Regions from separate parts of the Homo sapiens genome. Here region 1 is linked to region 2. A link is a loop called in an ENCODE intact Hi-C map of the cell type or tissue named here. Cell type or tissue: psoas muscle. All regions are shown on one strand.

The links. A loop is a pair of places that touch in the nucleus more often than their neighbours do. Peaks named below come from ENCODE experiments on the same cell type or tissue, not always from the same donor. Only the 100,000 strongest peaks of a DNase experiment are listed, where the experiment ranks them.
Region 1: it touches region 2 in a loop (2.7-fold over the local background); 4 of 110 quality-filtered maps call a loop at or near these places.

What each region holds. Positions count from the first base shown.
Region 1 is chr5:37,171,377-37,179,376 of GRCh38, reverse strand. It overlaps CPLANE1 (ciliogenesis and planar polarity effector complex subunit 1), which reads left to right. Exons shown (of 53, transcript NM_001384732.1): 29 at 1-16; 30 at 1,677-1,756; 31 at 3,391-3,468; 32 at 5,430-5,622. Among named protein-coding and RNA genes, the nearest start is that of CPLANE1-AS1, 74 kb to the left of the region's middle. In psoas muscle, no CTCF peak of the experiment used is centred here; no DNase peak of the experiment used is centred here.
Region 2 is chr5:37,300,151-37,308,150 of GRCh38, reverse strand. NUP155 (nucleoporin 155) reads left to right here. Exons shown (of 35, transcript NM_153485.3): 25 at 719-854; 26 at 2,941-3,094; 27 at 3,308-3,412; 28 at 4,737-4,891; 29 at 5,243-5,372; 30 at 6,601-6,714. Among named protein-coding and RNA genes, the nearest start is that of CPLANE1, 55 kb to the right of the region's middle. In psoas muscle, no CTCF peak of the experiment used is centred here; no DNase peak of the experiment used is centred here.

The DNA.
Region 1 (8,000 bases), 130 kb after region 2:
ACAGCAGTTAGAAGAAGTAAGTCAATAAATAGTGGATATAATTATTCTTCTTTCATTTTGTATAGTGTTTAAATTATACATGTTTTTATTCATTGTTATTAAATATATCAAAGCAGGGCTAGCTCTTAAAAATGCACCATGGGTTGTAGAATATAGCCATGCTGTGTGGCATTTTTCTTTCCCTGAAATTCTAGTACAGTGTAGTAACCTGTCCAATAATTTCAGGCAATGAAGTTTTCACATCATAAACTGCTTTAGCAAATTTATTTAATCAAGAGTAGCAAATGTGTCCTTTATTTAAAAAGTATGGAAGTATGGCCAAGCATGGCAACTGATGCCTGTAATCCCAGCACTTTGGGAGGCTGAGGCGGGAGGATTGCTTGAGGCCAGGAGTTTTAGACCAGCCTGGTCAAGAGAACAAGACTCCATCTCTACAAAAAATTAAAAAATAGCCAGGCATGGTGGCATGCGCCTGTAGTAGTCTCAGCTACTTAGAAGGCTGAGGTGAGAGGATCATTTGACTCCAGGAGTTTGAGGCTGTAGTGAGCTGTAATGTGCTACTACATTCCAGCCTGGGCAACAGAGTGAGACCCTGTCTTTTAAAAAAAAAAATTAAAAAGTATAATTCAGCTGTAGTATACTTTTTATACATATATATACTTTTTGATATTATTTTTCTCAAAACTCTATACACTGAATTTCCAGGGGGAACATAGACATTTCCAATTATTGTAACAATTCTGTGTTTTTGTTTTTTTTTTTCGAGATGAGGGTCTTGCTCTTTTGCCCAAGCTGGAGTGCAGTGGCACGATCATGGCTCACTGCAGCCTGGAATTCCTGGAATAAAGTCATCCTCTTGCCTCAGCCTCCCAAGTAGCTGGGTCTTACTATAGGTGCACACCACTATGCCCAGCTAATTTAAAAAAAAAAAAACATTTTTTTGTAGAGACTGGGCCTTGCTATGTTGCTTAGGCTGGTCTTGAACTCCTAGCCTCAACCTCTCAAAGTGCTGAAATTACAGGTGTGAGCCACCGTGCCCTATCTGTTGTAACAATTCTTTTTTATTTTTATTTTTATTTTTATTTTTGAGACAGTCTTGCTCTGTTGCCCAGGCTGGAGTGCAGTGGTGTGATCTTGGCTAACTGCAGCTTCCACCTCCCAGGTTCAAGCAATTCTGCCTCAGCCTCCCAAGTAGCTGGGACTACAGGTATGCGCCACCATGCCTGACTAATTTTTTGTATTTTTTTATAGAGACAGAGTTTCACCATGTTGGCCAGGCTGATCTTGAGCTCCTGACCTCAAGTAGATCTGCCTGCCTTGTAACAATTCTTTCAAAAAAGATTCATTTTTCCTGGTTTTATAGTTGTTTTTACAGGGAAATGAATAATCATATAGTGTTAGGTGTATATAATTTACAGTGTGTTAGTCTACTGACACAATCTTGTCTTTGTAACTTAGCATGCTCAATAGCCCAGTGTGACAGAGTGGAGGCAATTCACACAGTATAAAGATTAGGTCAGAGCAGGACTGGGAGTACATTTTACTGTTTGATTTCTCACTTGCTTGTAGACTGTTGTTACTCTGGTTAAGTGGCTAATATGAGACTCAAAATACTCAAGACAGTAATACCTATTTGTTTTACCTGTTTTCTTTTTGGGTACTATTCATTTTAACAGGAGTTCACAGAAGAGGTTCAGTGTCAAAGGGAAGAACCACTGGAGACAATTATGGAGGAAAAATCGACTGAACAAAAAGGGTAAGGGGGAAAAAAGTATGACAGTGATTGTCACTGGTTACCTCAGTGAAGCTTTCAGCTTTTTTCCTTCATAATTTACAATACATGATTTAGGGTGGTATTGTGTTTCTAGTGAAACTGTAACTTCAGTTTATAGTTATGGTAAAATGATTTTTGGTAAATGTTATACTTCTATGTATTGATAGAGTGAAATAAATAATGATATCTAAAATGCCTTTTGTTCTCTCATCACTATCAGCCTTATCAAAATAAAGCTGTAAATAGGCCAAAGCTTATTTAGCTGCTAAGTAGGGAACCACTTTTCATACTTATTCCATTTTTATTGAATCAAATAAAGAATGATTATAAATTATTTTATGTATGTATAAAATCTTTCACTGTTGTGATGATTACTATACACTATTCATTAGGGCTATGATGTACACATACACTGCCGGCTAGCTTATTGCTTCAAGGAGAGCTGAAGGCAGTTTTCATGTGTTGCAGTTTGGACATGATTTCTAAATCTTTAGAATTTTAGAAGTTCTAAATTTTAGAATTCCCTTAGATCAGAAAGGCAACATGGCCAGGCGTGGTGGCTTATGCCTGTAATCCCAGCACTCTAGGAGGCCGAGGCGGGTGGATCATGAGGTCAAGAGATCAAGACCATCCTGGCTAACACGGTGAAACCCTGTCTCTACTAAAAATACAAAAAATTAACTGGGTGTGGTGGCGGGCGCTTGTAGTTACAGCTACTCGGGAGGCTGAGGCAGGAGAATGGCATGACCCGGGGAGGCGGAGCTTGCAGTGAGCCGAGATCAGGCCACTGCACTCCAGCCTGGGCAACAGAGCAAGACTCCATCTCAAAAAAAAAAAAAAGGCAACATAATTAGATTTTCTTTTTCTGTTCAGTATGCAAATTTTGTTAGTTTTTCTGTGGACAGTTAAAAAGAATGCATTTAATACTATGGGCCTTTACAAGTAATTTAGATACTTCTATTCATAAAAATGATTCCTTCGGAAAATTACCCAAGAAGAGAGAGAGAGAAGACAAACACTAATCTTTACAGTTTCTTTTTTCTTTTCTTTCTTTTCTTTTTTTGGAAACAGGGTCTTGCTGTGTTGCCCAGGTGTGCACCACCATGCCTAGCTAATTTTTTTGTATTTTTTTTAGAGATGGGATTCGCCATGTCACCCAGGCTGGTCTCGAACTCCTGAGCTCAGGTGATCTGCCTGCCTTGGCCTCCCACAGTGCTGGGATTACAGTCGTGAGCCATCGTGCCCAGCCTCTTTACAGTTTCAAATGTGACAATGGGCTCTAGGGTTCTGAGCATAGTGTCTCCCTCTTCTATAGGTGAAATTTGGGTCTTAACTAACCTCATGTCCCCTCATTTTGGGTTCTGTTGTTTTCATTGCTGAGCAGTCAGCCGTATTTAAGTGGTGTTTTAAGTCATCCAGACATATTTTTTTGCTTTTGCTTAGATCTGTTACTAATTGCTATGGAGACAAATGTAAACAGATTGTAATTATGAGCTAAACATTATAGAAGATTAGAGGATGTTTAGACTCTTAGATGGCTGAGCATAGATCACTCATACCTTAGATAATGCAAAGAATATCTTGCTTACTAATCACCTGTTAATTTTTATTGATAGTATGATCGAAGCCTTTTCACATCCTGGGCATACCACTCCTCAATCAATGCAAGTAGATACGAGTTCAGAAATTTCTAGGTAAGAAGTTTTGCCTACTATACCATTTAAAAATAGTTGTGTTTTACAAATCACAGAGTGAAAGTATGCCGACTGTACCATTTTTGAAACAATTGCTACATTTTGACTAAAAACTAAGAAAAATGAAAGCAACATAAAACATTGAAAGAGCAGCATAAGCACACAGATCTGACATCTTTCATTACTGAGTTTCCACTAGCGATTGTATTTTAAAGTTACACAGGAACTATGTTGAACAGTCTTTTCTGAAAAAAAGTAGTGATATATTATTGAAAGATGAAGTTGTTGCTCATTTTCAGCTTCTAACTGATTTCTTGTAGTGTTTGAAATGCTTTTAATTCTCTCACAGAACAGACTCATCCGGTTCTTTTGAACAGAGTGCTTAGTGTTTAGAAATCTTGCCGAAATAGGAAAATATAGCACAGCTTTACCTCAGAAAAAAATTTTCATAGTTAGAATCGATCTCCTTGAGACCTGTTGAAAGCAAAGCCCAATAAACTTGTTTTAAAATGGGCAGATCTGTTTGTGCAAGGAGACCTTCTTCACAAAATGTTGTTGCGTCTGCATGAGTCCTCATACCCAGATCCGGCCCTTTTGCTACACTCAGTTTAAAGAGCTTCTGAGACTGGCCTGGGCTGTGCACATCCAGCTGTACCTACAGCTCAGTTTACCCCTATACCTGCCCCTACTGTCCCAAGGCCTTCCTGAGTGCCAGTGACTTGTGCAAGCATGAATGCACCCACCCTGTGCCCAAGGGGACCTCTACAGCCCTGGAGCCCCTTGTGGCTTTACTAGGAATGCCTGAAGAGGGGTCAGCCTGAAACCCATTCCCCCTTCCATCACACTTCAGGAACCCAGTCGCCAGAGGGTGCCTCCTAAACCTTCTTTGGCTCCGCTTACTCTTTAGATTCCAGATCCCTGTCACTGGGCAACTAACTCCCTTGTCACCCAGCTAAGAAAGCTGGGGACAGTGGAGGCTGGCAGCAGCTGTGAGAAACATGATTCTCAAGGAGCAACACTCAAAGCTTTCACTTTGGCAGAAAAGGAAAAGATAGATCAGTTGTAATGCCTATTTTTTGTGAATTTGCCAAATAAAGTTTTTTTATTGGGTGTGTTAAGATGCTCGATAAAAGGCAAATATTATTGCCAAATGGGAATGAGTGTAAACCTAAATAAGTCTATATGAAATTTAATATGTTCTTTTCTTTTTTGGAAACAGTGATCTGTTTGAATCTGATAACTGCCTGCTCCCTTGCTTAGTTTATAAAATGTAGAAAACTTTGAGTATCTGCTATGTTTGAGGAGTCATCCCCCAACAGTCATTTTGTTTTTTTAAAAAAAAAACCTAAACACCTTGCTTTGATCCTTAATTTTTATTTGTAAATAAGCATTTTTTATTAGGGTTTATGGTACATTTAAACTCTGAGGTTTGCTTGGAAATGAAATGTTCACAGTACTATTGTTTCACATTTAATGATGATAAACAGTAGTTTTCTCTACTGATCCTAGAATTAAGTTTTTTAAACCCAGTTTTTCCGTAGTTTTCTTAACTCTATGCTGGATCATTAATTTTAGTCAAAAACATATTTCTAAGCCAAATTACAAATTGTGAAGTCTGTACAGCTAATCAGAATGATTCCACAGGTCTCAAATTCAGATGTCCACAGGGACCAGGCAAGTAAAATATATGTCAGCTCTTGGGTTTGCAACACCCTATGAAGGAGCCCATCACTGACTAGACAATCCCTTAATAAAGATGAAAATTGAGCTGATGACGAATGTGTCTGGGGGGCTGACGGGCACTAGAGAGAAAGGCTTTAGGGTTTAAATTTCTAGAAAACTACTAGAATAACCTTTAAATTGGAAGACAAAAGTGGGATCAAAATATTCTGATCATAGACATTCAATTTGTTTTTTGTCAATTTTAATGCATGTTTTTTATTTAAATGCTTTCCACGCAGTGCACAGATTTCTACATATAAAGAAAAATCTTCCTCAGTTCCACTTCTGATATCAAATGGAGTCAATGTTGCTTCACAACCACCTGCTCCAACACCTCAGAAGACCCAGAGAAATGAATTCACGGCTCAGTTACCAGATTGTTCGGAGTCCGTTAGGCAGATGCTGCAAGATGAAATGTTTAAATTAGTTCAGGTAAGCACATCTCTATATAAGTAAGTAAATCTACACATAGTGTACATGTAGGGTTTTAAAATATTAATAGATTTCCAGAAATTGACAAGGTAAAATTATATCACAAGCATTTCTCTGCTTTGGGTACTTTTCATTCAAATGTTTATAACTGGTTGGGCGCAGTGGCTCACGTTTGTAATCCCAGCACTTTGGGAGGTCAAGGTAGGAGGATTGCTTGAGGCCAGGAGTTTGAAACCAGCTTGGGCAACATAGTGAGACTCTGCTAGGAAACTCTACTAGGAAAAAAAAATTCTACTAGGAAAAAAAAGACCTCTAGGGCCCAGAGGTCTAGGCTAAGCTACCTACTTCTCACAATGACCTATTTTTACTGAGCTCTTTGGGATGCAGCTGCTCACAAAAGTGAGGTGGGGAGTAATCAAACCAGATTAGTGGGCTCCTACTCAAAAGTATCCAAGGTTTATTTTCCAGCTGACACTATCACATATTTCTTATCCATATTTCTTGTGCTTGAGTTGAAACTCTCAGCTGCATTTCAAATTACTGTTCACTTTGACTTTCATCATACCTGGCTATCCTTTTTTTCTGTTTACCAACAATGGTTAATTATTTACCTTTTTAGAAACATTAGTTTCCTTCAGATCTAAACCTCTGCTCATTTGTCCTACATTCACTTCCATATCCTTTTATGTGATGTAATATATACCATTTCCATATTGATGATTCTCGGCACTAATTTTCTTTTTAAAAATTTTTTTTATATTTTTATTTTTTGAGACGGAGTCTCACTCTGTTGCCCAGGCTGGAGTGCAGTGGCGCGATCTCGGCTCACTGCAACCTCTGCCTCCCAGGTTCAAGCGTCTTCTGCCTCAGCCTCCTGAGTAGCTGGGATTATAGGCATGTACCACCTTGCCTGGCTAATTTTTATATTTTTAGTAAAGATGGAGTTTCGCCATGTTGGCCAGGCTGGTCTCGAACTCCTGACCTCAGGTGATCTGCCTGCCTTGGCCTCCCAAAGTGCTAGGATTACAGGCGTGAGCCGCTGTGCCCAGCTGCACTAATTTTCTCTTTGAACTTAGGGGCCTTGATGAGAATAGTTGTTCAGCATGTCCCCCTGTCCCATGAAACTTACTGAAACTAATTTTATTCTTATTCTCCCTAGTCCCTTCTTTCCTTTTTCTGTTTAGTAGCACCACTGATTCTACCATCTTAATGTTTTAGAGACATCTCTCAAACTGTTAGATGGATTACTTGGGGACTTCACTGGTCACTGTCCTATATATTTAACACATTATCCAGATAATTCTGATGCACACAAAAGATTAAGAATCACTATCTTCAAAAGTCATCTTTGCCTTCTTTCACAACCCCTACCCAGTGTTTTACTATGCCCTCTTGAATTTTTTGCCCATACTATATGTCGGTAATAGCCACTTGCTATTTCTATAGCAGTGGCTAACCTTAGATTCTTAGTTTTGTTCTTCCATTGTCTTCTATATTCTAGGACACTTTCTTCAGGTATTATTTTAATAATATTAGTCACCTGTTTAAAAATCTTCAGTAAATTTCAGGAACAAATTTGTATAATATATGATATCAATCTTGTTTTAAAAATAGAAAGAAGCCAGCCTCTTTATATTTTTAAATTTTATAAGAGGTGGCTCATACCTGTAATCCTAGTGCTTTGGGTGGCTGAGGTAGGAGGATTGCTTGAGGCCAGGAGTTTGAGACCAGCCTGGACAACATAGCAAGACCTCATCTCTACAAAAACAAACAAACAAACAAAAACTCAAAAAGCAAACCATTATCCAGGCATGGTAGCACATGCCTATAGTCTCAGCTACTCGGCAGGCTGAGGTTGGAGGATGCTTTGAGCCCAGGAATTTGAAGTTACAGTGGTCTATGATCAGTCCACTGCACTCCAGCCTGGGTAGCAGGGTGAGACCTTGTCTTTTAGATAGAATAGATAGATAGAGAGAGAGAGAGAGAGAGAGAGAGAGAGAGAGAGAGAGTAAGCTAGAGAAAGGAAATATACTAAAATGTCAATGCTCATTATTTTTGAGGGTAGGATTATGAATGATATTTATTTTATTTTTAAAATTTCTGTTTTTTCCTGTGTGTATTTACTTTATAATTAAAAGAAAACTACATTTTTTAAAACCTGCACTATTTCCCTATTGGTTTGTTCTATCAAATGCAAATTCTTCTGTTGGCCTTCAAAAACTTCACTTTGAAGTCTTTACCTTCCCTCCTTTCCTGCCTTACTTTCACAAGTCTAGTGGTTCTCAAAGTATGATGCCTGGACGAGTAGTATCAGCATCACTTAGACTTTGGAAATACAAATTCTCAGATCCCTATCCTAGACCTGTTGAATCAGAAAC
Region 2 (8,000 bases):
TAAGGTATAATCTGCTTACTTTTTAAAAAATTACTTTAAATCAAATCTAACATAATGTAAAGGCCATAACTATTTGCACAGGTATTATTTTGAATCCCAAGGTATTTTTTTCCCCCCAGTAGGGAACTAAAACTTTCCTTTTTGTTATTTGAAATAGGATCTTTTTTTTCCAATGAAGAAATATATATATATATATATTTTTTTTTTTCCTTTTTCTTTTTTTTTTTGTGAGACAGAGTCTTGTTCTGTCACCCAGGCTGGAGTGCAATGGTGCAATCTCAGCTCACTACAACCTCTGCCTCGCTAGTTCAAGTGATTCTCCTGCCTCAGCCTTTTGAGTAGCTGGGATTACAGGCGCATGCCACCAGGCCCAGCTAATTTTTGTATTTTTAGTAGAGGTGGGGTTTCACCATGTTGGTCAGGCTGGTCTCGAACCCCTGACCTTGTGATCTGCCCCCTCTCAGCCTCCCAAAGTGCTGGGATTACAGGCGTGAGCCACCACACCTGGCCCCCAATGAAGAAATATATTTAACAGTTGCCTTTTAGGCATATTAAGACCTTTTCCTTCTGAAGACCTATCAGAAATATTTTATGTTAGCAGGGTGACTATTGTACAGTAGAGACATAACCTTGATCATTATTTTCATGTGCCAGCTAAGGAAAAATGTATCCAACTTAGTAGTAAGTCATAGGTCTTCATTCTTTTCTTTCCCATCAGTGAGATTTTATGAGGGTGTGGTGGAACTTTCTCTTACGGCTGCAGAGAAAAAAGATCCTCAAGGTCTTGGGCTTCATTTCTATAAACATGGAGAACCAGAAGAAGACATAGTTGGACTTCAGGCCTTCCAAGAAAGGTGCATTCCATTACGTTAGCAGATTGTCATCTTTATGGATACAGACTTTTCTTTGCATAATGTTTTTTGTTTTTTGTTTTATGTTTTTTTTTTTTTTTTGAGACAGAGTCTTGCTCTGTCACCTGGGCTGGAGTGCAGTCGTGTGATCTTGGCTCACTGCAATCTCTGCCTCCCAGGTTCAAGCTATTCTCGTGCCTCAGCCTCCCATGTAGCTGGGATTACAGGTGCACACCACCACGCCTGGCTAATTTTTGTATTTTTAGTAGAGACAGGGTTTCACCATTTTGGCCAGGCTGGTCTTGAATTCCTAACCTCAAGTGATCCACCCACCTCAGTCTTGCAAAGTGCTAGGATTATAGCCATCAGCCACCGTGTCTGGCCTCTTTGTGTAAAGGTCGACCACCCAAAGTGCTGGGATTACAGGCATGAGCCACCATGTCCAGTAGGATTTCATTTTAAAGGATAATTTTTAAGTATTCCCAAATTTGTTGAGACTGTTAAAAAGGAAATGTGTGTCCTTAAAAGAAATATAGGCCAGGCACAGTGGCTCACGCCTGTAATCCCAGCACTTTGGGAGGCTGAGGTGGGCAGATCATGAGGTCAGGAGTTCGAGACCAGCCTGGCCATCATAGTGAAACCCTGTCTCTACTAAAATACAAAAATTAGCCAGGCGTGGTGGTGCACACCCGTAATCCCAGCAACTTGGGAGGCTGAGGCAGGAGAATTGCTTTAACCCGGGAGGCAGAGGCTGCAGTGAGCTGAGATTGCACCACAGAACTCCAGCCTGGGCGTCAGAGCAGGGCTCCGTCTCGGAACAAAGAAGAAATATATAACCTTTCTATAACATATATATATGGAGGGTGTTTTGTTTTGTTTTTGTTTTTGTTTTTGAGACAAAGCTTCACTCTGTCTCCTGGGCTGGAGTCAGTGGCACCATCATAGCTCACTGTACTCTTGACCTTTTGGGCTCAAGTGATCCAGTGATCCTCCTACCTCAGCCTCCTGAGTAGCTGGGACTACAGGCACATGTCACCACACTCGGCTAATTTTTTTTTTCTCTTTAATTTCTGTAGAGACAGGGCCTCACTATATTGCCCAGGCTGGTCTTTAACTCCTGGGCTCAAGCAATCCTTTCTTCTCAGCCTCCCAAAGTGCTGAGATTAGAGGTGTCAGCCACCACATCTGGCGAAAACATATTTTTTTATTACTATATTTAATGACTTTACCCTTTTAATGTTTAACCAAACACTTCTCAAACTTATTGAAAAAGTATATGGTTTGTATTATTTTAAATGCCAAATATGTACATCTATTCTGCCAAATAGTCTTGAAATCCTTGTATATACTTAGGTAAGGTAAATCAATGGCTTTCTTTTTTGTTATTTGTTTTGTTTTGTTTTTGGGGGGTTTTGTTTTTTGTTTTTGAGACAGGGCCTCATTCTGTTGCCTGAGCTGGAGTGCAGTGGCATGATAATAGCTCACTTGCAGCCTTGAATTCCTAGGCTCAAGCGATCCTCCTGCCTCTGCCTCCCAAGTAGCTGGGATTACAGGTGCACACCGCCACGCCTGGTTAATTTTTTGTTTCGTTTTGTTTTGTTTTTTGTTCGTTTGTTTTTTGAGACAGGGTCTTGCTGTCACCCAGGATGGAGTGCAGTGGCATGATCTCAGCTCACCTCAACCTCTGCCTCCCAGGTTCAAGCAATTCTTGTGCCTCACTCACCTGAATAGCTGGCACTACAGGCATGCACCACCAAGCCCGGCTAATTTTTGTATTTTTGTCAGATACGGGGTTTCACCAGGTTGGCCAGGCTGGTCTCAAATTCGTGACCTCTGGCAGTCCCCCTGCCTTCGTCTCCCAGAGTGCTGGGATTACAGGTGTGAGGCACTGTGCCCAGCCAATTTTTTTGTATTTTTTGTAGAGACGTGGTCCCGCTCTGTTGCCCTGGCTAGTCTTGAACTCCCAGCCTCAAGCCGTCCTCCTACCTTGACTTCCCTATGGCTGGCATTACAGGCGTGAGTCACCACACTTACCATCATTTGCTTTCTAGTTAAATAATGTAATTGTTCCTTTTCCATTTTCTTTCAGATTAAACAGTTACAAATGCATTACAGACACACTTCAAGAACTGGTAAATCAAAGTAAGGCCGCTCCTCAGTCTCCCAGTGTACCCAAAAAACCTGGTCCTCCAGTGTTGTCATCTGATCCAAATATGCTGAGTAATGAAGAAGCAGGACATCATGTAAGGGACATAGTATATTTTCATTCTGAGAATACACTGTTTAGAAGTTCTCCATGGTAATGGTAGCACAGTCATCTTGGGGAAAGGTGGTAGTTCTTAGAAGTTATCATGTAAGGATTCTTGATTTCTTACTGGAGTTTATAGGGCTAAAGGGTTGTGATGCCCAGAAACAGAGCCTTTAACTGCTAATTTTTACTATTTTCTTTATTTTAGTTTGAACAAATGCTTAAATTGTCACAGCGATCCAAGGATGAGCTCTTTAGTATTGCCCTTTATAATTGGCTAATACAAGTCGACCTTGCAGATAAGCTGCTACAGGTAAATCTTTTTTTATTGCAGTTGTGTTAATTATTCTTAAGGAGCATAACTCAATGATTTAAGCACATATATAGATGTAAAAAATTCAGTTTCTCATCCCATGCCTGCTATTAGATGTTAGTATAAAGCTGAGTAATGCAGTATCTTTTCCTAAGGGGCAAAGTAGGCTACTGCTCCAATTTTCTTGTTAATTCGAAGCTGATTGGGATAGTTTGTATTGCGGGGTAGAAATCACTGGATTATGAATATGAGTCCTGTAGGTCATCTTATCTTAACTCTGCTGTTAAGTCACTGTGACTTCAGATATGTCCTTTTACCTACCCTAAGTTTCAGTGTTCCTCAATCTGTTTAATGAATACATAGCATTTGATAATTTCAATAATGCCTTTGAGCTCAATGTCTAGGAATCAATAGCTGTGTTATCAAAGTTTATTTAAAAATTTGTAATTTTATAGTAAATTTCCCTTTTTTTTTTTTTTTTTTTTTTTTGAGATGGAGTCTGGCTCTGTTGCCCAGGCTGGAGTGCAGTGGCATGATCTCAGCTCACTGCAACCTCCGCCTCCCGGGTTCCAGCAATCCTCCTGCTTCAGCCTCCCAAGTAGCTGGGATTACAGGCACCCGCCACCACGCACAGCTAATTTTTATATCTTTTTAGTAGAGACGGGGTTTTACCATGTTGGCCAGGCTGGTCTCAAACTCCTGAGCTCAGGTGATCTGCCCACCTCAGCTTCCCGAAGTGCTGGGATTACAGGCATGAACCACTGTGCCCGGCCAAATTTCCTTTTCTTTTTTGAGGCAGGGTCTCAATCTGTAGCTTAGGCTGAAGTGCAGTGCAATGGCACGATAATGGCTCACTGTAGCCTTGACCTCCCTAGGCTCAGGTGATCCTCACACCTAACCCTCCTGAGTAACTAGAACTATAGGCCCGCACCACCACACCCAGCTAATTTTTTTGTAGAGACGAGGTTTTGCCATATATTGCCCAGGCTGGTCTCAAACTCCTGAGCTCACATGATCTGCCCACCTCGGCCTCCCAAAGTGCGAGGATTACAGACATGAGTCGCCATGCCCAGCCTACTAAATTATTGTTATCAACCTAATAGAATTGTTTTGGAAACTCTTATGCTAACTGTGGTAAAACAAAAATTGTTTATAATAAGAAAATTTGCCCTCTCTTTTATCTGTTAGTATTGGATTATAATTTTGCTTGTTTTCATAAAACAAGGCAAAGTTGTAGTTGACTTAAAAATACTATATTTTCCTTATCAGGAACATTATCTGTAGGTGGTTAGAAAATTTTTCTGAATAACTATATAATTTCTAGGTTGCTTCTCCATTTCTGGAGCCACATCTAGTCCGAATGGCCAAAGTTGATCAAAACAGAGTTCGTTATATGGATTTACTCTGGCGGTATTACGAGAAGAACAGAAGTTTCAGTAATGCTGCTCGTGTACTGTCCAGACTGGCTGACATGCATAGGTATGGCATAATATTCTTATTGTGAAGAATGATTCAAAACTGAGCTATATGTACTTACATTCAGTTTTCTTTAATTTTAGAAGAATCTAAGTTTTAATATACTGACCTAAATTTTTTAAATAGGATGTTACTTTTTAGTCATAAATGTATTTCTTTATGTGTTGTCTAAAATTGTGGATCTCTCTTATGAGAAATCTAAAATAGATTTTTTTTTAAATCTAATGATTTTTTTTCAAGTTTCAGATGGCTTTTTATGTGTGTTTGGTATGAAACAGTACATACTAATTGACGTATTTGTATCATCAATCCTTAAGAAATTGTGTAACTAAAAATAAGCGTTTTCCCTTCTAGCACAGAAATTTCACTTCAGCAGCGACTAGAGTACATTGCTCGAGCCATTCTTAGTGCCAAAAGTTCCACTGCCATTTCATCAATAGCTGCCGATGGTGAATTTCTTCATGAATTAGAAGAAAAAATGGAGGTAAGTGCTAAAGATCTTAAGCTGTGTCCACATTGAGTACTAGCCACATAGTTATTCCACATTCCATTCTTCCCTTGGTAAGTAATAGGTCTGAGAAGTCATTATTATTCTAGTTGCTTTTGTCTGTTTATATTTATTTTTATGTTTAGATATAAATCTTAAAGATTTTTAAGGATGCACTTGGGTCATAAAAACATTGCTATAATTTAGAAGTTTTCTCTTTGGCACTTCGAAAGGTTTTTCCCAGCTGGGTGCAGTGGCTCACGCCTGTAATCCCAGCACTTTGGGAGGCCGAGGCAGCCAGATCATGAGGTCAGAAGTTCGAGACCAGCCTGGCCAATATGGCGAAACCTTGTCTCTACTTAAAAAAATACAAGAATTAGCCGGGGGTGGTGGCACACACCTGTAGTCCCAGCTACTTGGGAGACTGAGGCAGGAGAATTGCTTGAACCCAGGAAGCGGAGGTTGCAGTGAGCTGAGATTGCACCACTGCATTCCAGCCTGGGAGACAGACTGAGACTCTGTCTCAAAAAATAATAATAATAAAAAATAAATGTTTTTCCCAACTGTTTCAACAGCAAGTGGATTACATCACATTCACCATTTATTTTGGAAGCAAATAAGTAGATGTATGAAGTAGAGTAGGCTAAAATTCCCTAACTAAGAGAATCAAAAACATACCATCGTCCAAATACAAAAGTTTGTTTCTTATTCACAAAAATCCAAGGTGAGTCTTCCTGATTGGCAGCTGGCTTTCCTCCGTGTGGTTGATTTAGGAACCCAAGTTCTATTTTCTGGCACTACCATTCCCTAGGGCCTCTGCTTTATCTTCAGCAGAGGGTGGAAGGAAAAGAAAGAACACATTCACTGTCTTAAAAACTATAGCCCTGACATGACACACTACTTCTACTCACATTCCTTTGAAGAGAACTTGGTTGTATGGCCATACCTCCCCTACAGAGGAGGCTGAGCTGTATAGTCTAACCATTTGGCTACAGTCTTGGAAGGTATAAGTATTGGGCAGCAAGGAGTCTGCCACAGTATACTTCCTGTGAAATCTATTATGTTTAGTTGATGTCTGTTATGATAATATTAGCCTATTATGATAGAAATCTTCATTTATACATTATTTTAGCAAACTTAAAGTCAGATAGTAGGATCCGTTCTTTCAAACGTATGTTGATTTATCATAAATAAATTAAGACATCCTGTTTTCTGCCCAAACTAGGTTGCTAGGATCCAACTTCAGATACAGGAGACACTACAAAGGCAGTATTCCCATCATTCTTCTGTACAGGATGCAGTTTCTCAGCTGGATTCTGAGCTGATGGACATAACTAAGGTAATAAAAAAGCAAGTGAAATTTTTATAGTAGTTACCTAATAATGAGAAATTTTTGTTTTTTATTTTGCTTTTTGTTTCATGGGGAAAATTACCTTATCTCCACAAATAAGATAAGGCATCTTTGGCAGCTTGTCACTGGGCTGACAGATCACCACTGCTTCATCTGACTCCTAGAAAAAGGCTAAGCTACTCTTTCCAGGCCAGTAGCTACAAAGAACCTATCATCCTCGCATGAGAGCTGTGTTAAAACCAGCTTATTTCCAGCCTGGGCAACATGGCAAAACCTCATCTTTACAAAAAAATAGCAAAAAAGGCCAGGCACTGTGGCTCACGCCTGTAATCCAACACTTTGGGAGGCTGAGGCGGGCAGATCACCTGAGGTCAGGAGTTTGAGACCAGCCTGGTCAACATGGGGAAACTCTGTCTCTACTAAAAATACAAAAATTAGCCAGGCGTGGTGGCATGCGCCTGTAATCCCAGCTACCTGGGAGGCTGAGGCAGGAGAATTGCTTGAACCCAGGAGGTGGGGGTTTCAGTGAGCCGAGATCATGGCACTGCAGTCTAGGAGCCTGGGCGACAGAGCAAGACTCCATCAAAAAAAAAAAAAAAAAATTAGCCAGGTGTGGTGGTGTGTGGTTGTAGTTCATCTACTCAGGAGTCTGAGGTGGGAGGATTGATTTAGCCCAGGAGGCCCAGGTTGTGGTGAGCCTCGATGGTGCTACTGCATTCCAGCCTGAGTGACAGAGTGAGACCCTGTCTCAAAAAGAAAAAAAAACTAAAAAACCAAAACCATCTTATTTATGGCCTCGCTTCTTGCCTTGGAAAAACTAACTTATCTTTGCTTAACTCTCTAAACCTCTTTCTCTCTCTGTAATTTTCTGAGCAGTTCCTTCCTCTTCATTTATTCTTAGACATAGTTCCAGGTACCCTGAAACACTTTGAGATTTGTCAGTATTCCTGTGATTCTTCAACCCATTGTTTATACAACACTAGTTCTAAAATACCATTGCAGGAGGTTTGTAGGGAAGGTGGGGATGGTTAATGGGTACAAAAACAAAATGAATAAGACCTATCTGATAGCACAATAGGGTGACTATAGTCAATAATAACTGTATATTTTAAAATAGAGAATGTAATTGGATTATTTGTAACTCAAAAGGATAACTGCTTGAGGAATAGACATTCTCCATGACATGCTTATTTCTCATTGCATGACTGTATCAGAACATCTCATGTACCCCATAAATACATACACCTACTGTGTACCCACAGAAATTTGAAAAA